Regions from separate parts of the Homo sapiens genome. Here all the other regions are linked to region 2. A link is a loop called in an ENCODE intact Hi-C map of the cell type or tissue named here. Cell type or tissue: HepG2. All regions are shown on one strand. Each heading gives the region's core, and the rest is flanking DNA. Links, peaks and the distances in the headings are about the cores only. Region 1 has its middle 35 kb from the start of CRABP1. Region 2 has its middle 8.9 kb from the start of SKIC8. Region 3 holds the start of CHRNA5 (cholinergic receptor nicotinic alpha 5 subunit).

The links. A loop is a pair of places that touch in the nucleus more often than their neighbours do. Peaks named below come from ENCODE experiments on the same cell type or tissue, not always from the same donor. Only the 100,000 strongest peaks of a DNase experiment are listed, where the experiment ranks them.
Region 1: a loop joins it to region 2, with 2.4 times the contacts of the local background. A loop is called at or near these places in 2 of 110 quality-filtered maps.
Region 3: it touches region 2 in a loop (4-fold over the local background); 2 of 110 quality-filtered maps call a loop at or near these places.

Annotation. Positions count from the first base shown.
Region 1 is chr15:78,371,150-78,379,536 of GRCh38, reverse strand. No RefSeq gene overlaps it. Among named protein-coding and RNA genes, the nearest start is that of CRABP1, 35 kb to the right of the region's middle. RefSeq lists an enhancer at 4,665-5,458. In HepG2, for the core only: no CTCF peak of the experiment used is centred there; a DNase peak (open chromatin) is centred at 4,626; H3K4me3 peaks cover 622 bases.
Region 2 is chr15:78,304,340-78,312,726 of GRCh38, reverse strand. No RefSeq gene overlaps it. Among named protein-coding and RNA genes, the nearest start is that of SKIC8, 8.9 kb to the right of the region's middle. In HepG2, for the core only: a CTCF peak has its summit at 4,120 (motif pointing left); a DNase peak (open chromatin) is centred at 4,116; H3K4me3 peaks cover 657 bases.
Region 3 is chr15:78,562,052-78,570,401 of GRCh38, reverse strand. It overlaps CHRNA5 (cholinergic receptor nicotinic alpha 5 subunit), which reads right to left and starts at 4,882. Exons shown (of 6, transcript NM_000745.4): 1 at 4,577-4,882. The coding sequence starts at 4,682. RefSeq lists a silencer at 4,595-4,684 and an enhancer at 5,495-5,684. In HepG2, for the core only: no CTCF peak of the experiment used is centred there; a DNase peak (open chromatin) is centred at 4,931; H3K4me3 peaks cover 1,719 bases.

The DNA.
Region 1 (8,387 bases), core at 97-8,096, 67 kb before region 2:
ACATTAGACAGATCAACAAGAGAGAAAGTTAACAAGGATATCCAGGAATTGAACTCAGCTCTGCACCAAGTGGACCTAATAGACATCTACAGAACTCTCCACCCCAAATCAACAGAATATACTTTCTTCTCAGCACTACATCGCACTTATTCCAAATTGACCACATAATTGGAAGTAAAGCACTCCTCAGCAAATATAAAAAAACAGAAATTATAACAAACAGTCTCTCAGACCACAGTGCAATCAAACTAGAGCTCAGGATTAAGAAACTCACTCAAAACTGCTCAACTACATGGAAACTGAACAACCTGCTCCTGAATGACTACTGGGTACATAACAAAATGAAGGCAGAAATAAAGATGTTCTTTGAAACCAATGAGAACAAAGACACAACATACCAGAATCTCTGGGACACATTTAAAGCAGTGTGTAGAGGGAAATTTATAGCACTAAATGCCCACAAGAGAAAGCAGGAAAGATCTAAAATTGACACCCTAACATCACAATTAATAGAACTAGAGAAGCAAGAGCAAACACATTCAAAAGCTAGCAGAAGGCAAGAAATATCTAAGATCAGAGCAGAACTGAAGGAGATAGAGACAAAAAACCCTTCAAACAATCAATGGATCCAGGAGCTGGTTTTTTGAAAAGATCAACAAAATTGATAGACTGCTAGCAAGACTAATAAAAAAGAAGAGCGAAGAATCAAATAGATGTAATAAAAAATGATAAAGGGGATATCACCATTGATCCCACAGAAATCAGAGAATACTATAAACACCTCGACACAAATAAACTAGAAAATCTAGAAGTAATGGATAAATTCCTGGACACATACACCCTCCCAAGACTAAACCAGGAAGAAGTTGAATCCCTAAATAGACCAATAACAGGCTCTGAAATTGAGGCAATAATTAAGAGCCTACCAACCAAAAAAAGTCCAGGACCAGACGGATTCACAGCTGAATTCTACCAGAGGTATAACGAGGAGCTGGTACCATTCCTTCTGAAACTATTCCAATCAATAGAAAAAGAGGGAATCCTCTCTAACTCATTTTATGAAGCCAGCATCATCCTGATACCAAAGCCTGGAAGAGACACAACAAAAAAAGAGAATTTTAGACCAATATCCCTAATGAACATCGATGCAAAAATCCTCAATAAAATACTGGCAAACCGAATCCAGCAGCACATCAAAAAGCTTATCCACCACAATCAAGTTAGCTTCATCCCTGGGATGCAAGGCTGGTTCAACATACACAAATCAATGAAAGTAATCCAGCATATAAACAGAACCAAAGACAAAAACTACATGATTATCTCAATAGATGCAGAAAAGGCCTTTGACAAAATTCAACAGCCCTTCATGCTAAAAACTCTCAAAAAACTAGGTATTGATGGGACATATCTCAAAATAATAAGAGCTATTTATGACAAACCCACAGCCAATATCATACTGAATGGGCACAAACTGGAAGCATTCCCTTTGAAAACTGGCACAAGACAGGGATGCCCTCTCTCACCACTCCTATTCAACATAGCGTTGGAAGTTCTGGCCAGGGCAATCAAGCAGGAGAAAGAAATAAAGGGTATTCAATTAGGAAAAGAGGAAGTCAAATTGTCCCTACTTGCAGATGACATGACTGTATATCTAGAAAACCCCATCATCTCAGCCCAAAATCTCCTGAAGCTGATAAGCAACTTCAGCAAAGTCTCAGGATACAAAATCAATGTGTAAAAATCACAAGCATTCCTATACACCAATAACAGACAAACAGAGAGCCAAGTCATGAGTGAACTCCTATTCACAATTGCTTTAAAGAGAATAAAATACCTAGGAATCCAACTTACAAAGGATGTGAAGGACCTCTTCAAGGAGAACTACAAAGCACTGCTCAACGAAATAAAAGAGGACACAAACAAATGGAAGAACATTCCATGCTCATGGATAGGAAGAATCAATATCATGAAAATGGCCATACTGCCCAAGGTAATTTATAGATTCAATGCCATCCCCATCAAGCCACCAATGACTTTCTTCACAGAATTGGAAAAAACTACTTTAAAGTTCATATGGAACCAAAAAAGAGTCTGCATTGCCAAGACAATCCTAAGCCAAAAGAACAAAGCTGGAGGCATCACGCTACCTGACTTCAAACTATACTACAAGGCTACAGTAACCAAAGCAGCATGGTACTGCTACCAAAACAGAGATATAGATCAATGGAACAGAACAGAGCCCTCAGAAATAATACCACACATCTACAACCATCTGATCTTTGACAAACCTGACAAAAACAAGCAATGGGGAAAGGATTCCCTATTTAATAAATGGTGCTGGGAAAACTGGCTAGCCATATGGAGAAAGCTGAAACTGGATCCTTTCCTTACACCTTATACAAAAATTAATTCAAGATGGATTAAAGACTTAAATGTTAGACCTAAAATCATAAAAACCCTAGAAGAAAACCTAGGCAATACCATTCAGGACATAGACATGGGCAAGGACTTCATGACTAAAACACCAAAAGCAATGGCAACAAAAGCCAAAATTGACAAATGGGATCTAGTTAAACTAAAGAGCTTCTTTACAGCAAAAGAAACTACCATCGGAGTGAACAGACAACCTACAGAATGGGAGAAAATTTTTACAATCTACCCATCTGACAAAGTGCTAATATCCAGAATCCACAAAGAACTTAAACAAATTTACAAGAAAAAACCAAAGAACCCCATCAAAAAGTGGGCAAAGGATATGAACAGACACTTCTCAAAAGAAGACATTTATGCAGCCAACAGACACATGAAAAAATGCTCATCACCACTGGCCATCAGAGAAATGCAAATCAAAACCACAATGAGATACCATCTCACACCAGTTAGAATGGCGATCATTAAAAAGTCAGGAAACAACAGGTGCTGGAGAAGATGTGCAGAAATAGGAACATTTTTACACTGTTGGTGGGACTGTAAACTAGTTCAACCATTGTGGAAGACAGTGTGGCGATTCCTCAAGGATCTAGAACTAGAAATACCATTTGACCCAGTCATTCCATTACTGGGTATATACCCAAAGGATTATAAATCATGCTGCTATAAAGACACATGCACACGTATGTTTACTGCGGCACTATTCACAATAGCAAAGACTTGGAACCAACCCAAATGTCCATCAATGATGACTGGATTAAGAAAATGTGGCACATATACATCATGGAATACGATGCAGCCATAAAAAAGGATGAGTTCTTGTCCTTTGTAGGGACATGGATGAAGCTGGAAACCATTATTCTGAGCAAACTATCGCAAGGAGAGAAAACCAAACACCGCATGTTCTCACTCATAGGTGGGAATTGAACAATGAGAACACATGGACACAGGGTGGGGAACATCACACACTGGGGCCTGTCGTGGGGTGGGGGGAGGCGGAGGGATAGCATTAGGAGATATACCTAATGTAAATGATGAGTTAATGGGTGCAGCAAACCAACATGGCACATGTATACATGGGCAACAAACCTGCACGTTGTGCACATGTACCCTAGAACTTAAAGTATAATAAAAATTAAAAAATGAGTGTATTGAATGAATAAACAATATCTTTGCCAACAAGGAGTGATGCCAAAAAGCTGGACACAATTTTTTGCAATGAGCATATATTACTCTTACAATCAGAAGAAAACATTATTATTATTATTATTTTTTATGGAGTCTTGCTCTGTTGCCCAGGCTTGAGGGCAGTGGCAGGATCTTGGCTCAATTCAGCTTCTGCCTCCTGGGTTCAAGCGATCCTCCCACCTCATCCTCTTGAGTAGCTGGAATTACAGGTGAGTGCCACCACTCCCAGCTCTTGAGTAGCTGGAATTACAGGTGAGCGCCACCATCCCCAGCTAATTTTTGTATTTTTAGTAGAGATGGGGTTTCACCATGTTGGCCAGGCTGGTCTCAAACTCCTGACCTCAAGAGATCAGCCCGCCTTGGCCTCCCAAAGTGCTGCGATTACAGGCATGAGCCACTGCACCCAGCCAAGAAAACAGATTTTTAAAGTGGTGGTGGCCCTTGGAGTTCTGCCTCAGTCCTCTGTTTTCTCATTCAAATGGCCTCCCTGCACTCAGTCCTTTATGCCTGTGTTCCCTTCTCACCTGGCCGCTGTCAACTCCCACAAAACTCATCTCCCCTGCTCCTCTTCAGGCCCAGGTAGCCAGGTGCCTGCAGGGCCTCTCCTCCTGAGATCCCCTGTTGCAAACATATGCGTCATCTCCAGGCCTCTGCCCCGCCCTGCTCCACTTCCTCTTCCCTACCTCAGCGACCAACCCCACCAACCTCCCTGTGCTCTAGCCAGCATCCTGGAGGCCTCTTAGACTCCCCTGGCCCATATCCAACCCACAACCAAGCCCTGGCCTTCCACCTCACATGATCCCTCCTCCCATCCCGGCTGCCACCACTGATCCCCGTGGTCCTCTGGTTTCTCCTGTGTGGGCACCAGCTGCCCTGCCTCTATTCCTGCCTCAGCCAACCCATCCTCCACACTTCAGCCAGAGTGACCGTCCTCCAGAGTAAATAGGGTCACCTGACACCCTTTCTTAAATATCTCTATCCTCATAGTCTGCAGGATAAAGTCCAAATTCCACAGCATGGGCCATTCAGGGTTTTCTGCCTGCCTCTCTATTTACCAGTCTCCAGCTCCTCCCGTGCAGGGAACACCTCCAGGCCCTGTGTCTGCTGTTACGTCTGCCTGGAACACCCTCTCCCTCTTATACTGGAAAACCACCCATTACAGGGCTCTGTTCTGTGAAGTCTTTCCTGACCCATCCAAATGGAGGTGTGGTTCTCTCCTCCACATTCCCATACAACTCTGTACCCCCCTCACCACCGGACTGTGTGCCCTCAAGGGCAGGGCCCTGTGCAGCCTCAGCACCTGGTGCTGGCCTGGCACCGAGTTGAGTGCTCATTCCCTGAGAACCCGCATAAGGTGCCCACACCAGGCCTTCTCAGTGGCTCTGAAAATGAGAGCATAGTGGGACCTGGGAGGTAGCCTTGGCCCTCGTGGGTAAAGATGGTGTCCTCCTTGTTCTTGGCTGTGTCCGCCTTGTTCTTGGCTGTGTCCCATTGCCCAGCACAAGGGCTGACAATAGTAGGGGCTCAGTAAACCCTCAGCATGCAGACATGAATAAAATGAATCCGGGGGCTGAAAAAGCCCACAGATCTTCAGCCTAGCCCACATCACCCACCTATGTCTCAATATTTCACAAAGGAGGAAGTTGAAGTCCCCCCAAGGGCAGGGACTTGCCCAAGGTGAAACACTGGATTCCTTCCCTGACAAAAGACCAAAACCCAGGTGTCCTTCTTCCCAAGATTTCTTCCTCTCCAAAATCTACCAAGGCAAAAAAGATTCCAAAGAGCAGGTGGGGCTTATTGCTGACACCCCCAGCCCCATGCCTGAGCACATACTGTGGGCCAGGCTTAGTGTTGGTGTTCTCAGGCATTACTGCATGTGCTCCTGTGTCAACATGAGGAGGGAGGTACTATTATTATTTCTGTTTTACATCTGAGAAATTGGAGGCTCATGCTGCTGAAGTTACATGGCAAGAAAGTGCAGAGGCCGGGCATGGTGGCTCACATCTGTAATTCCAACATTTTGGGAGACTGAGGTGGGAAGATCGCTTGAGCCCAGGAGTTTCAGACTAGCCTGGGCAACATAGTGGGATCCCATCTCTATATATACACACACACACATATATATATATATGTATATATTATTACATATAGAGAGAGATCCCATCTCTAAAATATATATATATATATATATATTTTATTTAGAGATCCCATCTCTAAAATATATATATATATTTTTTTTATTTAGAGATCCCATCTCTAAAATATATATATATATATATATATAGAGAGAGAGAGAGAGAGAGAGAGAGGCAGGTGTGATGGCATCTGCCTATAGTCCCAGCTATAGGAGGCTGAGGCAGGAGGATTGCTTGAGCCCAGGAGTGTGCACCACTGCACTCCAGCCTGGGTGAGAGAGCAAGACCCTTTCTCCAAAAAATAAAAAATAAAATAAAGTGCTGGAGACAAAATTTGAATTCTGGGCCGGGCATGGTGGCTCATGCCTGTAATCCCAGCACTTTGGGACCCCGAGGTGGGGGGATCACTTGAGGTCAGGAGTTCGAGACCAGCCTGGCCAATATGGTGAAACCCCGTCTCCACTAAAAATACAAACATTAGCTGGATGTGGTGGTGCATGCCTGTAATCCCAGCTACTCGGGTGGCTGAGGCAGGAGAATTGCTTGAACCTGGGAGGCAGAGGGTGCAGTGAGCCGAGATCGCACCACTGCCCTCCAGCCTGGGCAACATACCAAGATTCTGTCTCAAAAAAAGAAAAAATTGAACTCTGACCTGACTCCAAGATTGGCATTCTCAGATCCCATGCTCCGCCCCTGGATGGCTTGGCTAGGAGTGTCTGAGGGGCGGGGCTGGCAAAGCAGTGCCTCCTATATGAGGGAGAGGGAGAAGACCTGATAGGGTGATGGCCTCTCTGGGACCTGGTCCAGCACTTGGAAGCCTGAGAGGAAGGGGGTCTCTCTTCCCAAACACCCTATGGCAACATGCCACAGGCCCTTCTCCACCCCTGCCTCTGCTGGTCTCAAAACTTGCAGTGCATTTCAAAGGGGATAAACCTGAAGGGCTTCTATTCAGGTGAGAGAAAGGCAGGATCCAAATGAAAGTCAGGTTGCACCCAGAGATGTTCAAAGCTCTTGTCATGGGGCATGGGGACTCTTCCCTCCATGCCCTGTAGGCCCATCCAGTCCCTTCTCCACAAGCTAAACATGCCCATCTGTGTCCCCAAACCAGCAAGAGTTGTTGGTTTTCAACTGGATAAAGTCCAGATCCCTTAGCTTGGCATTCAAGCTACTCTGGGATCCCATTTTTGACTATTTGTCCTACCTCATTCTCTCACTAAGCAAGCTCTTTGCATCATCAAGTTAGGCTGCTCACCATTCCTCTAAACATGTTTGCTGCTTTCCTGCCTCTAAGGCTTTGCCCATGCCTTCCCCCCTAGAGTGCTTTTCATTCCCATGTTCTCCTATTGAAATCTTACCATACTGGACATGCACAGTGGCTCACGCCTGTAATCCCAGCACTTTGGGGGGCTGAGGTGGGCAGATGACTTGAGGTCAGGAGTTTGAGACCAGCCTGGCCAACATGGCGAAACTGTCTCTACTAAAAATACAAAAATTAGCTGTGTTTGGTGGCACGCACCTGTAATCCCAACTACTCAGGAGGCTGAATCAGAAGAATTGCTTGAACCCAGGAGGTGGAGGTTGTAGTGAACTGAGATCGCGCCACTGCACTCCAGCCTGGGCAACAGAGTGAGAGGCTGTCTCAAAAAAACAAAACAAAAAAAAACAACAAAAAAAAAGGAAAGAAATATTACCATTCTTTTAAGCCCAGGTCCACTGGCACCTTCCCCTTTTCCCCTTCCATAGATTTTTTTTTTTTCTCTCTTAAATCCCAGGGCACTTCACTTTGTACAGACCTGCTGGCTCATGTGTGGATTATCTGTGTCTGTGCCCTTCTCCTAGATACCACAAGTGAGGGCAGCAGCAGTGTCCTATTCATCACCATAGCCCCCCGAGGGCCCTGTGCTCAGTAGGTGCTCTAGGAATGTCTATCAGACTAATAAAGGCATGAATGGACTCCTAAAATCAGTGGGAAGCATTTCTGATCCAAGGGAACCTGCATTTTAACAGGGACCACCACTTGCCCTAACGCAGAGAAATTATCCAAAACTAGGAAATAAAGCAAAAGGAGTATTATGTGCCCTTTAAAAGTCTCCTTAGAGTATGTCTGACTTACTATTTACTGTTGATTAGTGGCCAGACTTTGTAAAAACTGATGTTAACTGTAGAAAATTGATGTTGCAATTAATTTCTATATACTTCAAAAAAATAACCCTGAAGGTTGTGATTTGGTTGTCCTGCAGGACATTAACCAGTTTTGTATGTTACTTAGCTATCTTAAGTAACCAGCATTCTTACTTGCCATCTTAAGTAGCCAGCATTCTTTTTTCACTGACCTTACTTCAATTTCTAATATCTTCCTTTGAACCAGCTTTGCCATTCTGCTGGGTTCCCTCATTCATGAGTTAAAAAAATCTTTCACTTGTGTTCACTATATGTTTGTGTAAGAGTTATGTCTTTTAAATTTTTGAAAATTATGCTTTGACACAACTTTGGGCACATTAAAATCATCTGTGAAGCACTTAAAAGATATAGAATACCAGCAATTTGGGAGGCCAAAGCAGGCAGATCACTTGAGCCCAGGAGTTCGAGATCAGCGTGGGCAACATGGAAAAACCTGTCTCTACAGAAAATAAA
Region 2 (8,387 bases), core at 265-8,264:
GGGCCAAAGGGGGAAATATTTACTCATCAGCTTCAATCTCCCATTGGTCAAGGCTGTCCCACAGGCAACAATTCTTCTGGGTGAATGTGGAGTGATTCCCAGGGCAGGAAGATAGAGGTGGAGACTGGGGGAGGGGAGGTGCTGTCAGCTCACGCTTGGGCAGAGCTGGTTGAAACTTGTGCAGAACGGACCCCAGGGTAGTGGCTGTACTAAGAGAGAAGAGGCTGAGAAGATGTGACGTGATGCACATAAGCTGTCCTATGCAGTAGTCAGCTTCATCGCGTGTGACACAGGCAGCTCACAGCTAATGTGACAAGTCAGTGGGAAGGACACCATGGTCAAGAACAGCTGAAGTGGATCAGAAGGTCAAAACTGGAAGGAGGCTGGGCGTGGTGTCTCACGCCTGTAATCCCAGCACTTTGGGAGGCCGAGGCGGGAGGCTCACTTGAGGTCAGGTGTTTGAGACAAGCCCGGGCAACACAGGGAGACCCTATCTCTACAAAAATAAAAATAAAATAAATTAGCCAGGCATGGTGGTGCACACCTGTAGTCTCAGCTACTCAGGAGGCTGAGGTGGGAGGGTCGCTTGAGCCCTGGAGTTTGAGCTGCAGTGACAGTGATCACGCCACTGCACTCCAGCCTGGGTGACAGAGCAAGACTCTGTCTCAAAACAAAAACTGAAGGAGTCCCAGAGCCAATGGACTCACGGGACAGACAGCTAGGGAAACTGAGGTCCAGAGAGGGTTCAGGCAGAGGCAGGCTAGAGAGTCTCCCTTTCAGAGCCAGAGATGGTTCCTGAGGCCATCTGGGTGACTTGCCAGCTTCATGCCTGGCACACACTTAATGATCAAAACTAGGAATGATATCAACAGTGACAATAACAGTAATGGCTCCTGATGTGAGGTTCCGTGTTCTGGCTGCTAAGCCCCTCGGCCTCCAGGGGCACTTTGGGCGTAACTGCACAGCAAGGTCTCCACATGCTTTCATTCTTCTGCTATTAATTTTAGTGCAATGGCAGTCAAGGAGTAAAAGCAGTGCTTTCACCTGGATATGCCAGCTCTGGCACCAGGATGCACTGGAGACTCACATCTAATGGGGGGCCTGGACCTCAGCTCTCTCTCTGAGTTAAGGGCAGTGTGTGGAAGGAGCTTTGTGGTGAGGCTGTTCTAAAGCTACCTTTGGCTTCTTGAATTCCCTTTGTCCTTCAGAAGTGCATTCGATACAGGAGTCCTGGGACTTTCCCAAGCTTACCAGCTTGGGGCCAGCACCTGTTCACCCTGGCAAGAGATCCTGGGCTTAACCTGTGGCAGGAAGGGATTTCCAGGTTCTTTTGGAAACCTCACGGCGGTGAGTTCTCTTCCTAGAGCTCCTTTTGCCCCCTTGCCTCCCAAGTGCAGGCCCCTCTGGGTCAGCACTTCCCTGCAGTCCTGCCTTTCCCACCTGGCTCTCAATCCTTTGACCTCCCCCCAACCCCACCACCAACTTTGTAAATAAAAATCCCTATATTTTCAGCTCTTTCACGGTCCCTTATTCCAACCTTGCTGTCACCACAGCTGGCTCTCTGTAGAGGACAGCGGTTCCTGGCAGCCTCTGGAGGGGACACTGCAGGTGTGCACACCTGGATTGAGACTGACACCCCCAGCAACATAACAGAACCACTCAAGGGGATGCTGGAGCTGGTACATACCAGCTTACCAGAGCAGATTGTACATATTGGTCAGCAACTTCCTGTCCGTGGCGTGAAATAGCCCATGGGGCATGGTGGCAGGTGCCTGTAATCCCAGCTACTCGGGAGGCAGGAGAATCACTTGAACCCAGGAGGCAGAGGTTGCAGTGAGTCAAGATAGCTCCACTGCACTCCAGCCTGGGCCTGGGCAACAGAGTGAGACTCCATTTCAAAAATAAAAGAAATAGCCCATGGGAGCTGTATTTACACTATGGAAATCAGCAAATGCTATAAGCCAGGTTTAGGGTTTTTCTCTGAAGAGCCTGTTGTTAAACACCTACCAGCACACCATGAACCCCTGATTCTCCTCCTTCTGCCCCTTTGAGACTCTCACCATCCAGGCAGACCCCTGGCTATGTTTGAATGTGTCCCCCAAAGTTCGTGTGTTGGAAACTTAATCCCCAAAGTGACAGTGTTAGAGGTGGAACTTTTAAGAGCTGATTAGGCCGTGAGGATGCCACCCTCATGAATGGATTCATGCTGTTATAGTGGGAGTGGGTTCCTTATAAAAGGACAAGTTCAGCCCCTCTTGCACTCTCTCTCTCTCTCTCTGTCTCTGTCTCTCCTCGCCTTCCCCCATCACCCTGTCTCTCCCTCTCCCTTCCTTGCCCTTCTGCCTTCTGCCATGGAATGACACAGTAAGAAGGGCCTTATAAGACACCAGTAACTTGATCTTGGACTTCCCAGCCTTCAGAACTGTGAGAAAAGAAATTTCTTTTCTTTCTAAATTACCCAGTCTTGGCCAGGCACGGTGGCTCAGGCCTGTAATCCCAGCACTTTGGGAAGCCAAGGTGGGCGGATCATCTGAGGTCAGGAGTTCAAGACCAGCCTGGCCAACATGGTGAAACCCCATCTCTACTAAAAATACAAAAATTAGCTGGGTATGATGGCCCACACCTGTAATTCCAGCTACTGGGGAAGCTGAGGCAGGAGAATCGCTTGAACCCGGGAGGCGGAGGTTGCGGTGAGCTGAGATCATACCACTGCACTCCAGCCTAGGAGAGAGAATAATAATAAATAATGATAATAATAAATTACCCAGTCTCAGGTATTCTGTTATAGCAGCACAAAACAGACTAAGACCCCACCTCCTTTTCCTTCGTCATCATGCTCACCTACCAATCTCTTCTATCTCATTCATTGCAGACAGTGGCACTAGCTCACAGCTTCCATACCCAATTCCTGCCACCCTTCAGAGGCTTACAGCCTCCTCCTGGCAGGCCCACCACCCTGGCCTCCTTGGCTCACCCTCCTACACTCTCAAGTGCCTTGGCAGCCATCTTTTTTGGCCTGACTTTGCTGCCTCCTATGTGAATAGGTAAATGCCAACGATGTCCAGAAAGTGATGGCATGATCCCCAACTACAGCAGAATTTCATACACAGCTGGGCTTCACGGTCCCTGTCCCCTCTCCACACATAGGACCTGATTCCCTTCGGTTGCACTTTGGGTCCCCGAGAGGTATGACTCAGTCCCCCAGTGTGGGGTGAGTCTACTCCTGGTTCCTGCCCAGTTTTGAAGGATGTGGGCACAGCGGAGGGACTCAGGCCCTGGATTGGCCCATCCGGTCTCTGGGCCATGCCCACAGCCTGCTCAGAGCAGAGAGTCAGGCTGCATGAGGACTCAAGGGGTCTGAGTTCTGCTCCCTACTCCACCACAGCTTTACCAGGTGCTCTGGATTAACCACGTGCTCTCCCTGTGCCAACTTTTCTATAAAATGGGGATACATAATTCCTACACCTCTTATGTAGGGAGAATCAGAGGAGCTAGGGCTTTTCCGCTGGAAAGTCGATCTTGGTTGAAGATGGCTTAGAGTCCTGGTGAGAAAGAGTCATTGTGAGCTCCTTGAGGGCAGGGATTTCATCTAACTCCTTTGAGTATCCCCAGCCTGGCCCCAAAAAGGTCCAGTTGGTGGATCCTGGCAGAATAGCCAAGTACTGAAGGTGACCACCAACCGCTGGTCAGCAGCTGGTGAAGCGAATTGAAACCCCACCCTGAACAGTTGCTGGGTGCAAAGAACTTAGTCCCCCAGGCCATGCTCGCAGGATGCAGCCCCTCAGTCAGGTATGTGCAGAGGATGGGAGGCCTCAGCTGCTTCTGGGCAGGATGCTCTCTCCCTGGCTTCTTCCTTCTGCTGTAACTCCCTTGGGGATCTCACTTCCAGAATCTACAACTGTGGTCTGGGAACCACACTTTTGAAAACCACTAGGGATTGAGACCATGGTGTTAACAATTTTGTTTTCAAGATGAGGAAGTTGAGGTCTAAGATGCCTTTACGAGGGGTCCCATAATGATTCAAGAGCAGGAATTCACTGCCTCCGGAGTCTGGAGGAGCCCAGGAGGGCAGGTACTTGCTACTCCATCAGCGGCGCCAGCCAAGTGGGCATGCGTAGGCAGTGACTGCCATCCTCTGGCCAGCCGTGGTAAAGCCCCTGGCTAGTGGCTCCACTGTGGTGGTCTGTGTTCCCGACTGGGGACTGTCAAGGACCCTGATTGCAGGGTAGGAAGCCAGTTCCAAGAGGTTCCCTGATTCAGTATCCATGGACCAGCTGAAGAAAGGAGTGATGTGTCCTTGTGGGTTTGGATTTGAATCCAGACTCCCGCCTCTGGCCCCATAATTGTCCTGCCCTCACCCTCTCCATACCCCTTTCTTTCCTGTGAGCTCCTGTTTCCCCGCTTTCCCTCCCTAATACTGTGGAATTATGAACAAAAAAATCAGCTACACCCAATTCAGCATGGGTTTCCATCCTTACTCTGCCTTGCTGGCTGAATGACCCTGCAGAAGCCACTTCGCCTTTCTCAGGGTCAGTTTCCTTCTCTGTGTGAAACAGGGTGACTCCCTCCTCCGTAGCACTAGCGAGAGTTATTTCTCAGGGCGTGGCCCAGTCCATACATCCACCATCACAGCTCTCCCAGTGTTTGAAACCAAAATTAAAATTTGAAGACATTAGTGTCTCCAAAGTGGAATGTGTATACCCCAGACAGTGAGCAAGACCGTCTGGAGTATAGGAAGAAAATATTAGATCTTCTGATATTTATTTTTATCTTGTCCCTCTTCTATTTTTATATTTGTTTTATAATGTACATAAATATTATAGTAGTATAAATACATATATATTTATAAATAATGTACACACAGGAGAATGCATGGTGATAATTTTTTGTTTTTAATTAATTAATTTATTTTTTTCGTGAGAGAGGGTCTTGCTCTGTCACCCAGGCTGGAGTGCAGTGGCACCATCTCAGCTCACTGCAGCCTCTGCCTCCGGGCTTAATAGATCCTCCTACCTTAGCCTGCTGAGTGGCTGGGACCACAGGCATGTGCCACCACACCTAGCTAACCTTTTTTACATTTTTGCAGGGAGGGGTTTCATCATGTTGCCCAGGCTAGTCTCAGACTTATGAGCTCAAGTGATCCACCTGCTTCGGCCTCCCAAAGTGCTGGCATTACAGGCATGAGCCACCGTGCCCAGCCAGTAATAAATTTTTAATAATAGGTACATGTGGTCACTGCTTTAGAAAAGAGGAGGCATAACTTTCTAGAAGTTTCCTTGTGAGGAAATGCTCAGAGTGGCTGATTGCTGGGTGAAGTCTGGAAGTTGCCCTGGCTATAAACTTCAGAGATGTAAATACCCTTAGCCATCTGGCAAGCTAGTGAGGAAAAGAGACCTGGGGGCTTTCAGGGCCTTCCCTAACAGTGGGCTGTATGTTTGAGACGTCCCAGAATGGCAATTGTAAGAGTAATCCTAGCTGGCATTTATTGAGTGTTTTCCTTGTGCCAGGCACTGTTCTAAGCATTTTACATATTTTAACTCTATTAATCCTCATATCAGCCCTAAAAGGAAAGTTCTAGTATTATCCCCATTTTAGTGATATCCCAGTGGGGTTACATAATTTACCAGAGCCTTGGGTGGAGCAGCCAAGATTGAGCCCAGGCATTGTGCTCTAGAGGCCAAGTTGTTTAACCCCTTTGTGCCAAAACTGGAAACAAAAAGCGCCTGGGGCCTATCTGGTGGGGCATGGAGGAGAGAAGGAGGTGCTGCTTGATGAAAGCGGGGAAGCTTGTGGGGCAGAGTGAGGGTGGCATCTGTAGAAGGAGAGGGGCACCACATGAGACACTGTGGCCCGCAGGAGGGGAGGGAAGAGGGGGACTAGGAAGAAGGAGAGTCGGGTGTCAGCTGTGGGGTCCAGAGAGGAAACCTGGGATAAACATCAGAAAGGGCAGGTGGGGTCCCTGACATCAGACTCTGCCAGCTGGGGTTCTGAGGAGAGCCTTGAGAGCTCTACACAGGGCAGATGTGGCCCATGGACCTCCCTCTCCTTCTCCCTGTGCTGAGCAGAGAGCAGGACTTTTGCCTGCACCCCTCTCCAGACCTGCTGATTCATGTCTTTCCCGGGAAGTCAAGTAAGCCTTCCCGGAACTGGGGCGGAGGCAGCTCTTCCTCCCAAGGAGGTAGTGAGCTCCCTGTCCTTGGAGGTATTCAAACAGAGGCTGGATGATCCCATGGTGGGGTTGTATAGAGGGAGAGAGGTATGAGATAGATCTGTGAGGTTCTTCTTCATTCAGAAATGCTTGGACCTGTGACTGAGTGGAGAGGAGAAGTATAGGGGTAAGTCCTGGGACACTGTGGCCTAGTATCATTCTTCCTGCTTGAGCCTCTCTGTGGGTCTGCTCTATGCAGGGCTAGTTGGAAAGGCAGTGAATGACTCAGGGAACAATTATGTCCCTGTGGGGCTGCAGCCTTAGAGGGGGCCTCCCAACCTTGGCCTCTTTATGAATTGTAGAGCTTTTCAGGGCAGCCCTTACATCTTGGAGCTACTTCATCATTAGCCTGGATGTTTACCTATCTTATTCTAAAATCTTTTCATTTCCTCCTGACCTGGAAGACCAGAACTCTAATTACAGATGTTTAAATGTCACATACAATGGCAAGTCTCTCCAGATTTGCTTTACAATGGGCATTCCGTGGATCTGTGAACTTTGATAGGAAAATAATTATATCTTTATTTCCCTTAAACTGTAACTGGAATTTAATATCTTCTTTAATTATAAATGTATGCAATAAATCTAGGAGTATTAGTAGTACCTGTGACTTTGTCACCAATACAAATCACAAATATTTTCGTATCACATTGCAGCTGTTGCAAGTAATTCTAAATATTGTTTATGCTCACTGCTACTTTAAAATTACAGAACAGGCTGGGAGCCATGGCTCATGCCTGTAATCCCAGTACTTTGGGAGGCTGAAGTGGGCAGATCACCTGAGCCCAGGAGTTTGAGACTAGCCTGGGCAACATGGCAAAACCTCTTCTCTACCAAAAAAAAAAAAATTACAAAAATTAGCCGGGCATGGTGGCACATGCCTGTAGTCCCAGCTACTTGGGAGGCTGAAGCGGGAGGATCGCTTAAGCCTGGAAGATTGAGGCTGCAGTGAGCAGTGATTGCGCCACTGCACTCCAGCCTGGGTGACAGAGCGAGACCCTGTCTCAAAAATAAAATAACAGAAGATATTAGACATGCTGCATTAATAAAGCACATATACTACTGTTTCACAAATATTTTGATAACTACTTTGATATAATTGGTTTCCTTTGTAATCCTATGTGGCTTGTTCTTATGTACTTGAAAACATTATTCTGCCCCACCTGGCTGTTCTGTGATCTCATGACCTTTGAGTGGGAACTCAGACTCAGGAGGGCTGCTGCCAGCACTGGCCCAAATGACTTCGGTGGTTTTTACAGCACGCTGGAGAGAATCTGAGAGGATTCCCTGGCAGGAATTTGAGGATTATCTGGGTGATGCATCAGTGATTACAATTTTGTTTTTACCAGTTTTGCTAAGCAGCAGCAATAGCAGAGGTGATTAAGAAAAATGAAAGAAAAAAATGCAAAAAGAGAACAGGCAGAGACGGTGGTAGCTGCTTTCTTGATGTTGATACTGAGGGCCAAGCTTTCCACCACCCCCTTGTAGTTGCAGAAAGCCTCAGATGTAATGGTAGTGTTACGGGATCTTTGGACGGGTGTGGGAGGTATTGATTTTCTTCCTGGGAGCGCCTTTGCCTGAGTTCTTGTCCTGTGTCCAGGAATAATGAGGTACTCGAAGAACTTACTGAGTGTTAAGCAGCTCAGAGAAGACCCGCAGTGGGTAGCTCCTCTGAGCAAGTCATCCCATGGAGTGTTCAGCTCTCAGCAGACAGGAGGCCTGGAGAGGGTAGCTCCCCCTCTGCCCACTGGTTATCCTGCCACCTGCTGCTCTCAGCAGAAAGAAGACCCAACCCTGGAGAGGGGAGCTGCTCTCAGCAAAAAGAAGACCTCACCCTGTAGAGGGGGGCTGCTCTCAGCAGAGAGAAGACCCAACCCTGGAGAGGGGGACTGCTCTAGGGGATCCTGGCGGGGGGTGCTCCTGGAGAAGGAGGCTGTTCTGGGGGATCCTCTCCTCAGGTCATTTGGAAGTCTCTACAGGAGGAGGGGGGCCTCCTCTCCGCAGGTCCTTTGAAAGGCTCTGCAGGTCTCTGCAGCTCTGGCAGAGAGGGTAGCTCCTTTCTACAGCTACTCTTCCCGCTGTCTCTCCATCCTCTCCTGCAGTTTGGCTGAGCCCAGGGCTTTTATGGACCTCAGAAGGGAGGAAGTGTGTGCTGACTGGCCCATGGGCGGCCATGGGT
Region 3 (8,350 bases), core at 1-8,000, 260 kb before region 2:
CTGTAATTTCAGCTACTTGGGAGGCTGAGGCACGAGAATCATTTGGACCCAGGAGCCAGAGGTGTCAGTGAGCCAAGATCACGCCACTGCACTCCAGCCTAGGTGACAGAGCAAGACTCTGCCTCAATAAAAATAATAAATAAATAAACAGTAGGACAAACAATATCATGTTTCCTCAAAGGAGAACAAAACATCTAAATTAACATTTTTCATCATAGAACAGAAAAGGATGATTTTAAATAATCCTTTCTATCATATTGTCATTATAAAACTATACCCAGGCCAGGCGCGGTGGCTCACGCCTGTAATCCCAACACTTTGGGAGGCCGAGGCAGGCGGATCACCTGAGGTCAGGAGTTTTCAAGACCAGCCTGGCCAAAATGGAGAAACCCCATCTCTACTAAAAATACAAAAATTAGCCAGGCATGGTGGCACATGCCTGTAATCCCAGCTACTTGGGAGGCTGAGGCAGGAGAATCACTTGAACCCAGAGGCAGAGGCTGCAGTGAGACAAGATCATGCCACTGCACTCCAGCCTGGGCGACAGAGTGAGACTCTGTCTCAAGAAAAAAAACAAAAACAAAAACAAAAAAAACACTATACCCATGCTGTTCTGTGGAACAGATGTTTAAAGAAACAAATTCTAAACTTCTTTCAAAAACAATTCCAGGCCGGGCACGGTGGCTCACACCTGTAATCCCAGCACTTTGGGACGCCGAGGCGGGCGGGTCATGAGGTCAGGAGATCGAGACCATCCTGGCTAACATGGTGAAACCCCGTCTCTACTAAAAATACAAAAAATTAGCCAGGCGTGGTGGCGGGTGCCTGTAGTCCCAGCTACTTGGGAGGCTGAGGCAGGAGAACGGCGTGAACCCGGGAGGCAGAGCTTGCAGTGAGCCGAGATTGCACCACTGCACTCCAACCTGGGCAACAGTGCAAGACTCCGTCTCAAAAAAAAAAAAAAAAAAATTCCAATATTTAACAACTCTAATTGTCGACATGCTTATTTAATAGTGAACTTAAACTATCATCTGATAATTTAATTCCAATGCTTTAAGAAAAATAATGCTATTAGAAGAAAAAGTTCTGTACTGAAATTACTGAACTAAAACTTCATATCCTAATTATAAAAAATTACTTGCTAGATCTCATTTGTAGATTATAGGTTGAAAAAAAGCTCAGAGTTCAATCCATAGGCTACATTAATAAATGCAGGTATATCTGCAGTGTATCAGGAAATACACAGACAAATGAAATCCTACCCTCCAGCTGCTCAGTCTAGTTCACATATTTAGTATTTCTTGGAAATCAAAATAATTTTAAATTGCAAATTAAATTGTGTATAAAGTTTACGTAAGGACATATATATAACAAAAGTAAAACTGACAGTCAGTATGTGTGTATTTCTGTTAGCTTCTGAAAATGTTAATGAAAATGACTAAAGATGAGAAGAAAAAAATCTTTCATAGCTCTCATTTTCTATGAATTATTTCATTTTCCTATTTCATTTTCAGCCACTACATATAGTAATTAAAATTAAGGTTCAGCCATTTAAAATGTCACATAGCGTGCAGCCATAAAAAAGAATGAGTTCATGTCCTTTGCAGGGACATGGATGAAGCTGGAAACCATCATGCTCAGCAAACTAACACAGGAACAGACACCAAACACCGCATGTTCTCTTTCATAAGTGGGAGTTGAACAATGAGAATCCATGGACACAGGGAGGGGAACATCACACATCAGGGTCTGTCGGGAGGTTGGGGGCAAGGGGAGGGAGAGCATTAGGACAAATACCTAATGCATGTGGGGCTTAAAACCTAGATGACAGGTTGATAGGTGTAGCAAACCACCATGGCACATGTATACCTATGTAACAAACCTGCAGGTTCTGCACATGTATCCCAGAACTTAAAGTAATATTTTAAAAAAAAAATTAAAAAAATAAAATGTCACACAGCTAAGAAATATAACCATTGGCTTTAAAATGTCACATAGCTAAGAAATAGTAAGAAATATAACTAGTTAGGTAGTTAATGACTATCTAACTTCCATAATCACTGTCCCAATCACAGGTCAGTTTAAAATGCTTGTATTATCTTGATGTACTAGTTCATTATACTTTAATATATTATACTTTAATTGTCTCCTGAGCCACTTTCCACAGCTCTGTGACCGTTCATCAGCCAAATAATAGCTGCGGGCTGACTAGATATTCTCTTTACCTGGGAACTGGCTCACAGAAAACCACAGGGAAAAGTTACTATTAAGAACCTAAGACGAATATGAAAACAATAAATTGTAAAAATAAAGGTAATTATATTTGAACTTAAAAAACTTAAAGTTGACTTAAAAACATCTACTACCGCCCTTTCATTTTAAAGAGAGAGAAACAAAGAATCAGCAAGGTCAAGTAATACGTCCAAGGAAACACAGACAGCGAGTGGCAGGTCTCCTATTTCCAGACAGTACTTTCAGCCACCCACATGGAACGACAGTTGTACACAAATGCATATTAACAGTTAAGAGCAAGTGTGCAATTACATCATCCATTCAGTATCACTTTGTTCTTCAAGATGATCACTTCTAAGAGCACACAGAATCTTATAATTTTCAAGGTGGAAGGGGGATCCTTTAATGGCCCCTCACCATCCAGATGGAGAAACTAATATCCAGAGAGGTAATACTGTTCCACTCCTTCCTTCCGCAAACCTTCACTGGGCTCCTACATTAAGGCAGGTGTTGGCGATACAAAGATAAACAAGAATCACAGTTCTTAAGGAGCTTACGTGGAAGCAGGAGGAAACAGAAGTGCAATAGAACCAGATGGTTATTATGAGAGAGATATTAACTAAGTGGGGCAGAAAGCAGGAACTAATCGATTTCACTTTGTTATAACACTGAACACCATGCATGAAGGGAGATAGCTATTTACACTATTTAATGCTTGGCTACAGTGTTCTATATTAAAAGACATGAAACAGATTTTTAAAGTTCAGTTTCATCAAAAGGGGTAGAGAACTACCATTTTCTCGAGTGTCAGGCACTGTGCCTGGCATTTTATATGCATTATTTAATCCTCAAAAGAACTCTGAGAGGTAAGCATGATTATTACCCCCATTTCTTTTCTTTTCTTTTTTTTTTTTTTTGAGACGGAGTCTCGCTGTGTTGCCCAGGCTGGAGTGCAGTGGCGCGATCTCGGCTCACTGTAACCTCCGCCTCTCGGGTTCACGTCATTCTCCTGCCTCAGCCTCCCGAGTAGCTGGGACTACAGGCGCGCACCACCACGCCCGGCTAATTTTTTTGTATTTTTAGTAGAGACGGGGTTTCACTGTGTTAGCCAGGATGGTCTCGATCTCCTGACCTCGTGATCTGCCCGCCTCGGCCTCCCAAAGTGCTGGGATTACAGGCGTGAGCCACCGCGCCCGGCCCGCCATTTCTTAAAGAAGGAAAACAGCTGAGAGAAGTTCGTCCAGTCAGGATGCACCAGAGCCATAATTTGAATACAGGTTTGCCTGGCTCCAAAATCACATTCCTTTCTTTCTGTTTAACTCTCTCTGCCCAGGATTTTCTTCATTTGTTTAAATCACCCTCCATCTTATTTCTCTTCGGTCTACACTAAGCAATACATCCTGCAATGAATTATTCTAGTCTTATTACTTCCTAAAATCAGGAGCCATAGATTAAAAACCTTAACAAAGGAAAGGCAAGAAAAGGTTCTTGCAATATTTCCACTATTTAAGAAACTCACTCATAAAACCTGAAATACAGACGTAGTGAACTTCTGTAATCATATCTTGCTTAACGGATGCTTAGCTTTTCTACGTTTAGATCACACCATAGCTGCTCCACAAACGTGTTTTTCTTCAAGGTATTGAGAGAACTGACTCTAAAACTTTCCCAAGCACTTGAAACATGTAGGACTACGCGATTTCTTTTGTTGTTTCCATTCCTGTCCAAAACCTCTTGAAAAACAGCAGGCTGAAAAAAGCTGTGCTCTAAGGAGCTAGTGAGGAACTCTGGATGCAAACGATTAGCCCCGAAGCCAGGGAAGTTGGCCGCCTAGCCTGCTACAACACACACCTTTCATCTCCGGCGAAAGGAAAGGTTTTCAAATGCTGCGGTGGGTAGGGGACAGGGATGGAGGAAGAGGCGGCGGGCAGGAGGTGGAAGATAAGTCCCAACCCCTAGAATGAACCCCAGAGTCTCTATATCCCGTAAATGGGCAACAAAATGGGAAGCTTGGCTGCCACCAGGACAGGAAAGCCCTGCTGGACAAGAGTGGCATCTTTTACTGAAAAAGTTGTGTGGAAGTATACGCTAAGCCAGCCTCGTAGTCTCCAGCGATGCAGGTCGTGGAACAACAAAGAAAACCCACCCAAGTAGCCCTTTCTCTGCATTTAAATGAGCAAATCTGGACATTTAAACTGAAACCTCACTCCAAGCCCCCAGGAGAAAAAAACCCACCTCCCCTCGCAACCAGGTTTTCCGGCGGCCGTCGCCTGGCGGCTTCCTGGGCACCGCGATGTGGAGTCCGGGCCAGCTCCCGCCCCGCCCCTCTGCAGCCCGGGCTTACCTCTCTGCGCGCCGCCCGCCGCGCCCGCTAGACCGCAGCGCCCCGCGACCAGCTGGACCAAGAGCAGCAGGCGGAGCGCGCGGGGCCCTGACCCCCGCGCCGCCATCGCCCCGCGCCCGCGCGGGACCGCGGGCAGCCGCCTCTCGACCGCCGCGCGGGGAACGCGAACTCTTGGGGAATGGAGCACTGAGTGTGAGTCGTGAGACAAAACGAGGGCAGACGCAGCAGAGGGGCCGCTCCGCGCCACAGCTCCCGCCGGGACAGCAGCCTCAGCCTAGCAGCTTCTGGCGGGCTCGGGACGCATGTGGAAGCTCCCGGCGCCTAGCCCCGCCCCTATTTCCCTCTGGCCCCGCCCAATCCTCGCCTTGTTCCTTTTGGCCCAGTCCGGTCTATTCATAGCCCCGCCTCCGATCCCCACCAACCCTTTCCCCACCCCGCCCCGCCTCTGGTCCAACCCTGTCTGCTCCTAGCTCCTCTTTTTCCACGCCTGGCCCAGCCCCATCGCCCTGGCCCCCGCCTCCAGGCCTTCCTTTGGGCAGGTGCGACCCTGGAGCAGAGTTCCAGGAAGGCAAAGACTTGAGGCTGGCATCGCAGGCGCGTCCTTCTCTAACCACCGGATGTCCTTGGCCTAGTCACTGCACACCTTAAGATAACAGCTATTCATTGATGTCTGCTCTGTGCTCAGCACCAAAAGGGGAAGCAGAGGGACAGATTGCTCCCAGCTGATAGAAAATGTAAATAAAGTAATTCCGAGTTGTGATCAGAAAGAAACAAGCTGGAGGCTGGGGCAGAATCACAGTGGTGGGGGACTTGCTCCAGGCTGCAGCGCTCTCCATGGGCCCCGCTGCCCACTCAAGTCTTTCTCACCAGGAAGTACCAGTCGCAGCTTGACTGCCTCCTGGGGCTGTCGTGTCAGCCAAGGGGTCCCCACCAGGAGACCTGTGTTGTGGACCAGCGAGACAACCCTGGGCAAGTCACTTTCCTCTCTGGGCCTGTTTCCTCGTCTGGAAGCGAGGAACCGAGGCAGATAAACTAGAGGACTCGGGAAGGTACAGCTCTGACACTCACTCAAGCCATCCCCGGAAATGATATGCAGTCGCCTCAAACGTGGGCATCGCCCTCCGTGTTGTCATCAATTAACATTTGTAAATATTAGTGACTATCTGCTACAGACACTTAGCACCTCTGGTGGAGATTGGTGCCGACTGCTGGAAACCCGTCTCAAATCCCTCCAGACCCTATATTTCATCCTCTCTGTCCATAATTAGAAAGCTTCATTTGGCTGAAGGGATTCAGGCGAATTATCTTTAAACTTCAGTGGCAGAGGGAGCCGCTGACTCTTCACAGAACGCTTTATGGAGGTGACACCTCTAAGACTCATTGTGAGCAAAAATTTCACTCCACCCTCCAGACTAGTAAATCTGTGAAAAACTAAACCTGGTTGCAAAGAATCTAAACAGCAAAATTCAGTGAAGATGCTCTTCTTAGGTCCAAATACAGCTGGAAAAATGTAAATTACATCCAATGGAGCCAATCTGTTTAAACAGGACTTAAACAAAGGGGCCACAGAAAAGGGATGCACAAGATGTTAACCAGATTAGTAATTAATTGCACTTCTGCACAGAAATGAAAGACAGTACCTATCATCCTTTCACTGCAAATTTACATTTTACTCTGAAGAATTTATGGGACTTACAGGCACTTATGCAATTCATCCTAACAGTGTTTGGATGACTTTAAAATGTTATTCTGCTTTTACAGCTAACTGATTTGAAACAGAGGAGTTGAATAACTGCTGAAGGTCACAGTACCTGTCAGTGGCAAAACTAGAATGAAATGGTTGTCAGTGCAGCCACTGCAAGTATAATTGGAACTCCTAGATGTTATATCAATAATCATGAGAATGATGGTTATTTACATAATCTATGAAAAACACTATTAATTGTTGCTATTAAGTGAAAGGCAAAGCGTGACATTTGTTGGGCATTTTAAAATCCAAACAAATAATCAGAATATAATGTCTACATCTTACATGGTTTTTCCAGGGGGATACGCCAATTACTCATGGTTGCTGGATATGGTGCTACACCTGACTCTGATAACAGGCATCTTCACACTGCTAGGAGACATTAGCTGACCAAATGACAATGAAAATTGCTGCTGTTGCTGCAGCCACCACCTACAAAGTTCCCCTAAAGTGGCATCTATCTACCAACTTTCTGAGACTTAGCCAAAGGGACTATTACACAGTTCTTGCATCCCAGACACCACCTTTTCCTCTGAAGATTGTGGAATTTTTATTACACTTTCCTGTCTTCATTTATCCTTCCTTCTCCCCTCTTCTGAATATCCAAACCCACGCTTTCTTCAAGGCTCATTTCAAATGCCACCTGCCTTCTCTTTATCTATTTCTCCATAATTATGTTCTCTACTAGATAGTGGATTTCTCAGCCTAGAGGCTATGTCTTTTTTTTTTTTTTTTTTTTTTTTTTTTCCTAGTAGAGACAGGGCTTTACTCTTGCCCAGGCTGGAGTGTGTAGCAGTGTGATGATAGCTCACTGTGGCCTCAACCTCCAGGGCTCAAACTCAAGCGATCCTCCCTCCCCTGCCTATCAAGTAGCTGGGATTACAGGGGTGCACCCCTACAACCAGCTAATTTTTTTAGTTTTGATTTTTTTGTTTGTTTCTTTCTTTTTTTTTTTTTTTTGGTAGAGACAAGGTCTAACTATGCTGTCTAGGCTTGTCTCAAACTCCTGGGCTCAAGAGATCCTCCCACCTCGGCCTCCCAGAATGCTGGGATTAGGAGTGTGAACCACCATACCCAGCGGGGCTATGTCTTGTTCACCTTTATAATACCTACTTGCCAGTCAGTACCTTGCCATAGAAAGTAGAATTTAACAATTATCTTAACACTGCTAAGTAATGGGGACTGTAAGAATTTAAACACGTTTTAATATGCTAGTTCATTTAGTATCAATATTACAGGAGTGGTACTTTTATTATCCTTGTTTTGGCCAACACCTTCTCAGTTCTCTTGGCAGGTTCCTCCTCTTCTACCCAGGCTTTGCATGTTGGAAATTCCAGAGGCTCAAATCTGGGACCTATTCTGTCTCTGTAAACTTCCCCCCTCAGTGATCTTATTCACTTCCCTGGCTGTAAATACCATCCATATATTGATGATGACCAGATTCATACTCAGATAGGTGCTGATCTCACCTCTGAGCTCCAGTGTATTTGACTATGTACTTTACATCATAATCACTTAGTTATGTCACTTAAGATGTTCCAAACCATGTTATCCTCTTAGCCTTCCCATCTCAATCAATGATACCACCATCTGACTAATTACTCAAGCTAGAAAACTGGAAGTCATCCTGAGTTCCTCCCTCTGCTTCACCCACCGAGTCTAATTCAACTCTAAGTGCTATTTACCTGGAATTTATTTATTTATTTATTTATTTTTATGTATTTATTTTTAAGAAGGAGTTTCACTCTTGTTGCCCAGGCTGGAGTGCAATGGTGCGATGTCAACTCACTGCAACCTCTGCCTCCCAGGTTCAAGTGATTCTCCTGCCTCAGCCTCCCAAGTAGCTGAGATTACAAGCATGCGCCACCAGGCCCAGCTAATTTTGTATTTTTAGTAGAGATAGTGTTTCACCATGTTGGTCAGGCTGGTCTCGAACTCCAGGTGATCCACCTGCCTCAGCATCCCAAGGTGCTGGGATTACAGGTGTGAGCCACCGTGCCTGGCCAGCCTTGAATTTATTTTGAATC